Regions from separate parts of the Homo sapiens genome. Here region 1 is linked to region 2. The links are chromatin contacts, found by Hi-C or POLR2A ChIA-PET in ENCODE. All regions are on one chromosome and are shown on one strand. Each heading gives the region's core, a stretch centred on a gene start or an enhancer-like site at or near the end of the contact. The rest is flanking DNA. Distances are from core to core; before and after follow the strand shown. Region 1 overlaps CUX1 (cut like homeobox 1). Region 2 has its middle 75 kb from the start of CUX1.

Region 1 (5,997 bases), core at 3,431-5,930, 380 kb after region 2:
ACTGGGGAGCCTCTACGCTTCTTTGGAGGGATAGAGAACTCCAGATCCCAAAGGAGGACATAAGACAGAATTTGAAAAGGGGAGGAGGCTGGGCATGGTGGCTCACGCCTATCATCCCAGCACTCTGGGAGACTGAGGTGGGAGGATCACTTGAGCCCAAGAGTTTGAGACCAGCCTGGGCAACATAGTGAGACCCCACCTCTACCAAAAAATACAAAAATTATCTGGGCATGGTGTTGTGCCTTTAGTTCCATTTACTTGGGAGGCTGAGTTGGAAGGTTCGCTTGAGCCTGGAAGTTCCAGCCTGTAGTAAGCTATGATTGCATCACTGTACTCCAGCCTGAGTGACAAAACGAGAGCCCATCTCTAAAAATAATAATAATAATTTTTAAAAGGAGGGGAGGAGGATACCAGCAGTTCAAGACACAAGTCTGCATGGCAAATGTGGGTGGGATGGATACTTTCTTTTTATTTTATTTTTTATTTTTTTGAGATAGGGTCTCTGTTAGTTATTCAGGCTGGAGTGCAGTGGTGCGATCATGGCTCACTGCAACCTCCACCTCCCGGGTTCAAGTGATTCTTCTGCCTCAGCTGCTGGAGGAGCTGGGATTACAGGCTTGTGCCACCATGCCTGGCTAATTTTTGCTTTTTGGTTTTTTTTTTTTTTGGAGACTGAGTCTCGCTCTATTGCCCAGGCTGGAGTGCAGTGGCACGATCTTGGCTCACGGCATCCTCCGCCTCCCGGGTTCAAGCGATTCTCCTGCCTCAGTCTCCCAAGTAACTGGAATTGCAGGCATCTGCCACCACACCCAGCTAATTTTTGTATTTTTAGTAGAGACGAGGTTTCACCATGTTGGCCAGGCTGGTCTCGAACTCCCAGACTCAAGTGATCTGCCCGCCTTGGCCTCCTGAAGTGCTGGGATGACAGGTGTGAGCAGCTGGGATGGATACTTTGTTTACATACTGTTCTGGACTATTTCACAATGATTTCCTGAGTGTTATCTTGTTTGCCCTTTCCTGAAGTCACTGGGGCAGCTTTTATTGTGCTCATTGCATGGATGAGGAAGCAGTCCCAGGAACACGCAGATTCAGGCCCTGGACCTGGTCCTTTAGGCTCAAATTCCAGTGCTTTTTGCTTGAGACCACGGCGGTCTTCAAAGCCCCTTTCTGGTGCCAGCTTTGTAATCAAGCAGCAAAGGTGAGGGCTAGTCAGGTGAAGGCAGGCGTTCCTGGGGGGTTCAGCCTTTCCCAGCCTCACAAGCCCCCGTTGTATTTACCATAGCAGATTGATTTTTCCCTTTTTGAACAATAATTCCTCATGAAAGACTCACAGAACTGGGGCCAGGTAGAGCCCGGTTGAGTAAACCTGAGAATCACCCAGCTGTCTTGACCATCATATTTAGACAAATATTGCATCCCCTGATTGAATTTGAAAGGGACAACTTAAGCATCCTGAAAACAGAGTCTGTCTGCTGTACCTTTAAGAATGTAAAATTTTCTATTTCCTGTCTTTTTGATGAGTCATCAGTTTCCAGTACGAGTTGCTGTAATTACCCTGGTTGGATTAATTTCCCTAAAAATAGAGAAGCAGCCACTTTTATGGTTTTCAGAGTATGGACTTGAATAAAGAACCTCCTGTCCTTTAAACCTTAGAGAGCACTAAATCAGACTTGCAGGGAAAAACCGATGGCCTTTTTTTTTTTTCTTCCTGTGTCTTATCTCCAAAAGGGGCTTGTGGATTTTGTAGAATTCTTGGGATTTTTCATCTCTGTACAAGTATTTTGCTCCACACCTAAAAATTGATGCCTGGGTGAGCCCTGAAGGATTTTCCTTGTCTTTTGTAGTAACACCAGCTGTCTTGGCCCCCTCTGAATAGTACAACCATGACCTGGTGTCTCCCCAGGTTGGGGGCTAGACAAAAACAAGGGGGTGGCTTCATAGTTCCAAGTCCAGGTAGAAATTCCTCTGAGCGCTGACGATTCTTTGCCAGTTCTGTGGCCCCCAGACATGGCTAGGAAATGTAATTGACATGTAATAGACATGTCTATTGCAAAGCATCAGTGAGAATTGCCAAACTTTACTCCTCTCCTTCATTGATGTTTAGGGAAGGGCTGCTTTACTGTGGTAGGTGTGGTGTCAGGTGCTGGAACGATAGAGTAAGGACAGGGTGGGAGGGGGCTTACAGACGTCACATGCACACACACAGGCTCACACACTCTGTACTCAAAAACACGTACACATAAATAGAGAGGCAGCCGGGCACGGTGGCTCATACCTGTAATCCCAGAACTCTGGGAGGCCGAGATGGGTGGATCACCTGAGGTCAGAAGTTCAAGACCAGACCAGCCAACATGGTGAAACCCCGTCTCTACTAAAAATACAAAAATTAGCTGGGTGTGGTGGCGCATGCCTGTAATCCCAGCTACACGGGAGGCTAAGGTAGGATAATTGCTTGAACTTAGGAGGCAGAGGTTGCAGTGAGCTGAGATCGCGCCACTACACTCCAGCCTGGGCAATAGAGTTAGACTCTGTCTCAAAAATAAAAAAAAAAGAGAGGCACTGTGCATGTGGCCATGTATATAAACATGTTTGTGAATATAAACATGCAATCAGTTTTTAAAAAATTTTTATCGGCCGGGCGCAGTGGCTCATGCCTGTAATCCCAGCACTTTGGGAGGCCGAGGCGGGCGAATCATGAGGTCAGGAGATTGAGACCATCCTGGCTAACACAGTGAAACCCCATCTCTACTAAAAATATAAAAAATGAGCCAGGCGTGGTGGCGGGTGCCTATAGTCCCAGCTACTCGGGAGGCTGAGGCAGGAGAATGGCGTGAACCCGGGAGGCAGAGCTTGCAGTGAGCCGAGATTGTGCCACTGCACTCCAGCCTGGGTGGCAGAGTGAGACTCCGTCTCAAAAAAAAAAAAAAAAAAATTATCATACAGTCTCTCAACCAGTCCTACTGCTTTTTTTTATTTATTGATTTTGAGACAGGGTCTCACTCTGTCACCCAGGCTAGAGTACAGTGATGCGATCTTGGCTCACTACAACTTCTACCTCCCGGTTTCAAACGATTTTCCCACCTCAGCCACCCAAGTAGCTGGTATCACAGGTGTGTACCACCACACCTGGCTAATTTTTGTATTTTTAGTAGAGATGGGGGTTTCACCATGTTACCTAGGCGGGTCTTGAACTCCTGAGCTCAAGTGATCCACTCATCTCGGCCTCCCAAAGTATGGGATTACAGGCATGAGCCACCGCGCCTGGCCAATAAAGCAATCATATTCATCCAGCATCCTTTGAGAGGGTAGAGAAAATCATTATTCACAGACTGTCACCTGGGTTTGGCGTGCATTCCTACAGATTTTACCTATTTAAGAGATCCTTAAAGTTTTTCTGATTCACTGTTAAGGTAAGCCTAGGGATCTTGCAGTGTATATGTGAAGGAAATGGGTAACGGACTGTTGAGTGAATACAGTGTATAGATTGTAGCACATATGGTGATCTGTGAAACGGGGGTGTCATGACACACCCCTTCCTGCATCCCAAAATTGTGGGGGTCAGGGTGGATAACGGGCATTTCTGCAGCCTGCACAGCAGTGCCGAATGCAGGCTGCAATCCAGCAATGTCACTGCTGGGTATTTATCCAAAGAAAGGAAATGGCTGTGTTGCAGGCATACCTGCACTCACACGTTTATCACAGCGCTGTTCACACAGCAGCCTAGGTGAGGAAGTGACCTATGTGCCCAGCTTCAGATGAATGGATGAAGAAAATGTGTAGATCCACAGTGGAATATGATGGAGCCTTACAAAAGGAAATCCTGCCATTTGCAACAACAACGTGGATTCATCTGGGGGATGTTACATTAAGTGAAATGAACCAGGCACAGAAAGACGAATACCACAAGATCTCACTCATGTAAAACGTTGATCACATAAAAGTTAAGAAGAATGGTGGTTACCAGGGGGTGAGGAGAGGTTGGTTAAATGATACATATTTATAGGTAGACAGGAGGAATAAGTTTGAGAGATGTATTAGACAGTGACTATAGTTAATGCCGGTATATTGTAAAATTGGTTAGTAGAAATTTTTTTTTTTTTTTTGAGACAGAGTCTCCCCTCTGTTGCCCAGGCTGGAGTGCAGTGGCATGATCTCGGCTCACTGCAACCTCCGCCTCCTGGGTTCAAGCAATTTTTATGTCTCAGCCTCCCAAGTATCTGGGAGTACAGGCACAGGGCACCACGCCCAGCTAATTTTTGTATTTTTAACAGAGACAGGGTTTCGCCATGTTGGCCAGGCTGGTCTCGATCTCCTGACCTCAGGTGATCTGCCCACCTCAGCCTTCTAAAGTGCTGGATTTACAGGCATGAGCCACCGCGTCTGGCCCCATTTTTTAAGTGTTGACTGAAAACTACCTCAAAAGACCGGCTTTATCCCACACTCTGTACACCACAGGCTTAGCACGTCGTGGCTCTCCAGGAACTCTTGAGCCTTCCCCATGATGATGAGTGGGTCAGGGTTACCGCAGAGCTGAACGGCCTCTGTAGCGTTCAGCCTGCAGCCTGCCCAATGAGGACGTTTGCGCTCTGGAAAGGTAAACTCAGGATGCTGTTGGCTCCTAAGCAGAAAGCAGGCGCCACCCAGCCTTCAAGTGCTTCAACAGTGAAGAGTTAGGACGGAGGCCCAGCCTGGAACATTCACGCCACCTTCTGCCCCCAGTAAAATTCCTTAAAGCTATGAGGTTCTGACTCACCACGGGGAGTCCCTGGCCGCCGCTGGGAGGGCCTTGGCCATGCAAATCTCAGTGACATAGCACGTCTTATTTGCTTCAGAAGTGGCAGAGGAGAAAGTGACTTGCCTCACGCTGCCCGGTTCCACCCAGGGACCTTGTGAAGAGACGCGGGAAGGCTGGCAGAAAGGAGAACCGTCCTTCCTGTGGAATACTCCCGAGATCGCACCACTCCACTCCAGCCTGGGTGACAAGAGCAAAACTCCATCTCAAAAAAAAAAAAAAAAAGGCACTGTACATGTGTCCATGTATATAAACATGTTTATGAATATACATAAATAATTTTTTAAAAAATTTTGTCATGCAGTCTCAGCCAGTCCTGCTGTTTTTATTTTATTTTATTTTATTTTATTTATTTTTTTGAGACAAGGTCTCACTCTATCACCCAGGCTGGAGTGCGGTGATATGATCTTGGCTCACTACAACCTCCGCCTCCTGGGTTCAAGCAATCTTCCCACCTCAGCCACCCAAGTAGCTGGAATTATAGGCTGTTTCCTTTTACATGACATTATTTTCCCTTTTTTATGTTTTATTTTATTTTATTTTTGAGATAGAGTCTCACTCTGTTGCCCAGGCTGGAGTACAGTGGTGCGATCTCAGCTCACTGCAACCTCTGCCTCTTGGGTTCAAGCGATTCTCCAGCCTCAGCCTCCCGAGTACCTGGGACTACAAGTGTGCACCACCATTTCCGGCTGTGTGTGTGTGTGTGTGTGTGTGTGTGTGTGTGTATTTTTTGTAGAGACGGGGTTTTATCATGTTGGCCAGGCTGGTCTTGAACTCCTGGTCTCAAGTGATCCACCCGCCTCGGCCTCCCAAAGTGCTGAGATTAGAAGTGTGAGGTACCACGCCCGGCCCGTGACATTATTTTTAAGTACAAAAGCCATACATGTTTACTATACAAAGTTTAGAAAATTCTCAAAGATTTTTTTTAAAGGAAGCAGATCATCACTCATAATCCCACAGCAAAGATGATCATTGTTAACATTTTGGCCTATTTCCATAGTCTTTTTTTCTATACAGATTGTTCCTTACAATGGCATTATGTCCCCTAAACCCATCGTAACTTGTAAATACCTTAAGTCTAAAATGTGTTTAGCACACCTAACCTAAATGTCATAGCTTAGCCTCGCCTATTTTAAGCGTGCTCAGAACACCCACGTTAATTAGTCTACAGTTAGGCAAAATCATCTAACACAGCTGTCCCCAAC
Region 2 (5,703 bases), core at 260-2,759:
GCGGGTCTGCTATCCTTGGAAACAGAGCTTCGGAGGACCTAAGGGTGAGACCCTCGGGCCAGGGAGACCTGGACAGCCCCAACCCCTTCTTCCTAAGTCCCAGTACTCCCAAGTCTAGGGGAAATCTGGAGTCTTCCAAGGACTTGGTTCTAACACAGTGGTGCACATTCCTGCAATTTTCAGGGAGAGAAGGGGCCCAGAGGGATGGAGCCAGCCTGGGCTGACTCCAGGGAGGAGGAAGAGGAGGAGGAGGAGGAGGAGGAGAGGCACAGAGTGTGGCCTGGAAGCCCCTTCCTCAGTCTGTTTGCACAGCTGTCCAGGCCTGGCTGGGCAGGGAGGGAGTGAGTCATGGGTTTCCGGTTCACCAACCCCCACCTCCAGGGCAGGACAAGGTGCCTGCAGGTACAGAGTTTGGTGATGAAGTCTCCCCTGGGGAAGCTCCTCCTCTCTCCCTCCTCCCCAGCCCTTTGATCACACCTCTAGGGGTTGTTTTAGCTTTGTTTTTTGGCTTTTTGTGTTTGGTTTTTAGAGACAGGGTCTTGCTCTGTTGCCCAGACTGGAATGCAGTGGTGTGATCATAGCTCACTGCAGCCTCCAACTCCTGGGCTCAAGCCATCCTCCAGCCTCAGCATCCCAAGTAGCTGGAACTGTAGGCACACGCCACCACACTTGGCTAATTTTTTAATTGTTATTTTTTGTAGAGACGAGGTCTCGCTATGTTGCCCAGACTGGTCTGGAACTCCTAGCCTCAAGCGATCCTCCTGCCTTGGCCTCCCAAAGAGCTGAGATTATAAATGTGAGCCATCACACCTGGGCAATCCCCGTTTCATGGTTTAAAAGGAAGACTCGGGGCCCAGTGCAGTGGCTCATGCCTGTAACCCCAGCAGTTTGGGAGGCCAAGGTGGGCAGATCACCTGAGCTCAAGAGTTCGAGACCAGCCCGGCCAACGTGGCAAAACCCCATCTCCATTAAAAATACAAAAATTAGCCGGGCATGATGGCACATGCCTATAATCCCAGGTACTTGGGAGGCTGAGGCAGGAGAATTGCTTGAACCCAGGAGACGGAGGCTGCAGTGAGCCAAGATTGCACCACTGCACTCCAGCCTGGGTGTCAGAGTGAGACTCCAACTCAAAAAAAAAAAAAAAAAAAAGGTGGATTCGGGAAGGTCAAGTGACTTCCCAAGGGCATTAGGCATCTCTGTGCTGGGCCTGCCTGACCCCAGGTCTCTGCTCCTGTCCACTGTGCCCTCACAGGATACCTCTCAGAAGTGAGAGAACTCTCTAGGTAGGAGCCAGAAAAGCATCGGAGGAAATTTCTCTCCCAGACCCATGATTTGGTTACTCCTCTCCTCAGCCCTGCCAACAGCCCCAAGGTGCACAGAGACCTTGCTTCTGAGACTCTGGCCAAGCTGGCTCTGAGAGTGAAAGGCTCAGTCTCTCTCGCCTGGGGAAGAAACATGCAGGCTTTAGAATCATGCAAGTAACCGTTTACCCACTTGGCTTCCTGTTAGGTTGTGTTTTTTTTTTCTTCCTTCCCCCAAGGGATGTCTCTTATCTGAAGGTTCTTAGGGGCTTTTGGTGCTGGGCTGTTTACCAATGGGTGACTGTTAGTGTCAGAACCAGCCTCTTGGGAAGAGTGAGGTGAAGAAAAGCAAGACCAGGTGAGCCCTTGGTCATCCACACAGCCACAGGAGTACAGGCTGGATGGGACAAGCACGCCCTGGGCAGTGAAGGACCATGGCCACATCCAGCTCTCCTGCCAATTTCAGGCTCCGTCTTCCAAACAGGGCGCGATTTAGCCAAGTGAAAGTGAGTTGGTGGCTGGGCGTGGTGGCTTAAACTGGTAATCCCAGCACTTTGGGAGGTGGAGGCAGAAGGATCACTTGAGGCCAGGAGTTGAGATCAGCCTGGGCAACATAGTGAGATCCCACTCTATAAAAAATTATAAAGTTAGCCAGGCGTGGCTACACAAGCCTGTAGTCCCAGCTACTTGGGAGGCTGAGGAGAGAGGATCACTTGAGCCCAGGAGTTTCAAGCTGCAGTGAGCCATAATTGCGCCACTGCACTCCAGCCTGGGCAACAGAGGGAGGTCCTGTCTCTTCAAAACAACACATTTAAAACATTTCACCTGTAATCCTACCACTTTGGGAGGCCAAGGCAGGTGGATCACCTGAGGTCAGGAGTTCGAGACCAGCCTGGCCAACATGGTGAAACCCCATCTCTACTGAAAATACAAAAATTAGCTGGGTGTGGTGGCTGGCACCTGTAATCCCAGCTACTCAGGAAGCTGATGCAGGAGAATCACTTGAGAGGGGGCGGAGGCAGAGGTTGCAGTGAGCTGAGATCATGCCACTGCACTCCAGCCTGGGCAACAGAGGAAGACTCTGTCTCAAAAATAAAAAATAAAATAAAAATAAAACGTTAGAACAGTGCTTGGTACACAGTGATGGCTCAGTAGATGTGAGCCAGTTATGAGTACTTAAAGCATAGCCTGTGCAAAGAGGCCGTGCTTCTAGCTTCACCTTTCCAACAGCATCTTTCCAGAACTTTCTATCTCCTGGTGGGCAAGGACCGTGAGAAACACCATAACCTGGAGAGGAATTCTGGGTCTCAAGATGGCTCCAGTTGTGCCTGTCTTAGGCAAGTGGGGTGGTGTGTGTGTGAGGGTGAGGGGTCCCAGGAAGGGTCCCCACACTTCACTCCTGCACCTCTCGCTCCCCACAGCCCCCCTCCCCTTTTCTAACTCCAAAAAGCCCAGAGGCCCAGCCGTGTTTGGAGAAGGAGGGGGGCCCTGAAGCTTGGGCCACCTTCAAAGTGACTGCAGGGAGGAAGATGTGGACACTAGACTACGTACTGACCACTCTGAGAAGGAAGCCCGCGGGGGAAGGTGGATGGGCGGTGGGCGTCACGGCAAAGGGGTTTAGGGGAGACAGGGATGTCTGTGAGCTGTGGGAGGTGCACACTGAAGACCCAAGAGGTGAGAATGGATGGAACTGCCCCTGAGAAGGGGGACAGGGGTCCCCTCCTCCCCTGAGAAGGAACAAACCGTTGCACTTGTCGGCAGGGCCCTGAGAAGTGGAAAGTGGATTTGATCTTCCTTAGACCATCACGTACCCGCAGCACCCTAGAATGTAAACAGGGCTGGGAATGCGATGACCAGGTCCTGGTACCTTAAGGGCTGGTACCTCTACCTCCATCGGGACCTGGTGCCAGAAATAAGAAGATTCTTAGACTATCCCCACTGGAGGCTGGGCGCAGTGGCTCAGCCTGTAATGTCAGCACTTTGGGAGGCCTAGGCGGACAGGTCACTTGAGGCCAGGAGTTCAAGACCAGCCTGGCCAACATGGTGAAACCCCTCTACTAGAAATACAAAAATTAGCCGGGCATGGCGGCGGGGGTCTGTAATCCCAGCTACTCGAGAGGCTGAGGCAGGAGAATCACTTGAACCCGGGAAGCGGAGGTTGCAGTGAGCCGAGATTGTGCCACTGCACTCCAGCTGGGACGACAAGAATGAGACTCCATCTAAACAAAATAATAAATAAAAAATAAAAATAATAAAAGAATATCCCCACTGGAAGGGTCCTGCAAGGCCAGCCACGAATCTGTACAAGTCCTCGGACAGACTGAGAAACTGAGGCTCAGAGAAGCGGCCCCCACCCCATCGGAGCGTCCCAGCTCCACGCGCGCGCCTGGCAGGGGGCGCCCTTCCCCGCCGCGCGTGCCGGGCAGGGTCCCCCAAGGAGAAATCCCTCTTAAAAGAGTTTTTCCTTTCGCGTGAACTCGCCGCCTGCATCCAGCAGCGCGGTCTCCAAGGTGAACCTCGCACAAATGCGTTGCAGATGTACGTCCTTCCATTTCTGGCTACCGCGGAGCTGCTCGGGAGCGGCGGCGGCGTCCCCAGAGCGATCCAGCCCGCGTTTTCCGTTCCGCCCGCCAACTTTTGCAAGCTGTAGTTATTTGATAATGATTTTTTTTTCAAACCTCTCCCAATAATTGTTATCCTCCCCGCCCGGTGCAGCTCAGGTGATGGGCACAGACGGCAACGCAGCCGCCGCCGCCGCCTCCTCCTCCTCCTCGTCCTCCTCCTCCTCCTCCTCCGGGTGCGCTAGGCTCTGGCTCCAGCCCAGGGGGAAGAGCCACAGCGGAGGCGCCTTCTGCAAAGGCAGCGGGGACGGCCCCGGAGGCTGAGCCAGAGCGACCCCGGATCCGCCCCCGCCCCCCTCCATGAGGCCTCTCACACCCTCCCCCGGCCCAGGCCACCTCCCCCAAAGCCCACTCTCCGGAGGCCAAGGCTGTCTGGTGAACGGCTAGGGGCTGCTGGGCACAGAGTTCAACGCTGCAAATATTTATTAGACACCTACTGTATTCCCAGGCCCTGAGCAGAGCTGGCCTCCAAAACAAATGAGAACAGCCCTTGCCCTCAGGGAGACTGGGGGACGCCACCCCTAACCTGGGAAGGTGAGAGGGGCTTCCAGGGCAGGGATACCCCCGACAGAACCTGCTCAAAGTGCCAGAGCTAGACAAGGAGGGAAGGCTTGGCTCCGCAGCAAAGCTCAAGGCAGAGCTCCGCCCCTCCCCCATCACCTTCAGCCCTTCCTCCGGTTTCTGCCAAGGGTCATCACTGAAAGCACCCTCAGAGTCTCTTTTAGAAAGCTACGGGTCTCTGCGGTCGTGGTGGCTCACGCCTGTAATCCCAGTACTTTGGGAGGCCGAGGCGGGCGGATCACTTGAGGTCAGGAGTTCGAGACGAGCCTGGCCAACAAGGAGAAATTCCGTCTGTACTAAAAATACAATATTTAGCCAGGTGGGATGGTGTGTGCCTGTAGTCCCAGCTACAGCCCATCGCTTGAACCGGTGATGAGCCGAGGTCGTGTCACTGCGCTCCAACCTGGGCCAGAGCGAGACTCTGTTAAAAAAAAAAAAAAAAAAAAGCTACCGGGCTCAGAAAATGGAGTCATGTAGGTAAGAGTGGAAGCAGGTGGCTGAGAGGCAGGCCCACACTAACTCCTTTTTGGAATCCCTGAGGTGCACACATAAACAGGGGTGGCAGGAGGGCAGGCTGGAGAGGGCCCAGGTGAGCTGCTGACCCCCACGGGACGGGGGGAGGTCACATCTGGGTCTGATGGCTCAGCCACAAGTGGTTTGAAAGGGGCCCTTTGCTGGAGGGAAGTAAGCCCAACCTCAGCTTGGTTACATCCCCAGAAAGCCCGGAGAGTTCTTTTTTTGTTTGTTTGTTTTTGTTTTTTAAGCCTGAGCTCATTTTTTAAGTTTTTAAGTGAATATTCAGTTTTGGTTTAAAGTTTTTAAATGAATACTAAGAGTTTTCGTTAAAGTTTTTTTTACGCATACTAAGTTCTTTCTTTCATTAAGCCTGGGTTGATTTTCAGCTTTTTAATGAATACCATTTTAATTATTTATTTTAAATACTAAGGTTTTGTGTTTTGTTTTGTTTGTTTTTGTTTGTTTATTTGTTTGAGACGAAGTCTTACTCACTCTGTCGCCCAGGCTGGAGTGCAGTGGTGCAATCTGAGCTCCCTGCAACCTCTGCCTCCTGGGTTAAAGTGATTCTCCTGCCTCAGCCTCCCGAGCAGCTGCGATTGCAGTCATGCACCACCATGCCTGGCTAATTTTTGTATTTTTAGTAGAGATGAGGTTTCACCATGTTGTCCAGGCTGGTCTCAAACTCCTGACCTCAAGTGATC

Evidence for each region. Hi-C counts contacts between places; a loop is a spot of excess contacts on that map. ChIA-PET counts read pairs that join two places held with the same protein, here RNA polymerase II (POLR2A). Pooled maps may share reads with other maps.
Region 1: a loop to region 2 is called in a map of aorta, with 2.7 times the contacts of the local background. The contact joins two enhancer-like sites. A Hi-C loop is called at or near these places in 1 of 168 maps with a recorded cell type or tissue (aorta), 1 of 37 single-sample maps with no recorded cell type and 6 of 50 pooled maps. POLR2A ChIA-PET finds 5 or more read pairs at or near these places in 2 of 52 experiments (BJ and H1).

What each region holds. Positions count from the first base shown.
Region 1 is chr7:102,120,696-102,126,692 of GRCh38, forward strand. All of the region lies in intron 8 of CUX1 (cut like homeobox 1), which reads left to right. Among named protein-coding and RNA genes, the nearest start is that of SH2B2, 160 kb to the right of the region's middle. RefSeq lists a silencer at 2,819-3,045 and an enhancer at 4,526-5,078. Within about 2 kb of position 4,681, at least 12 of the 41 ENCODE cell types and tissues checked have a DNase peak (open chromatin) inside an H3K27ac peak, as active enhancers do.
Region 2 is chr7:101,739,627-101,745,329 of GRCh38, forward strand. No RefSeq gene overlaps it. Among named protein-coding and RNA genes, the nearest start is that of CUX1, 75 kb to the right of the region's middle. RefSeq lists enhancers at 1,518-1,597, 1,718-1,787, 3,271-4,214, 4,843-5,363 and a silencer at 4,094-4,213. Within about 2 kb of position 1,510, at least 3 of the 41 ENCODE cell types and tissues checked have a DNase peak (open chromatin) inside an H3K27ac peak, as active enhancers do.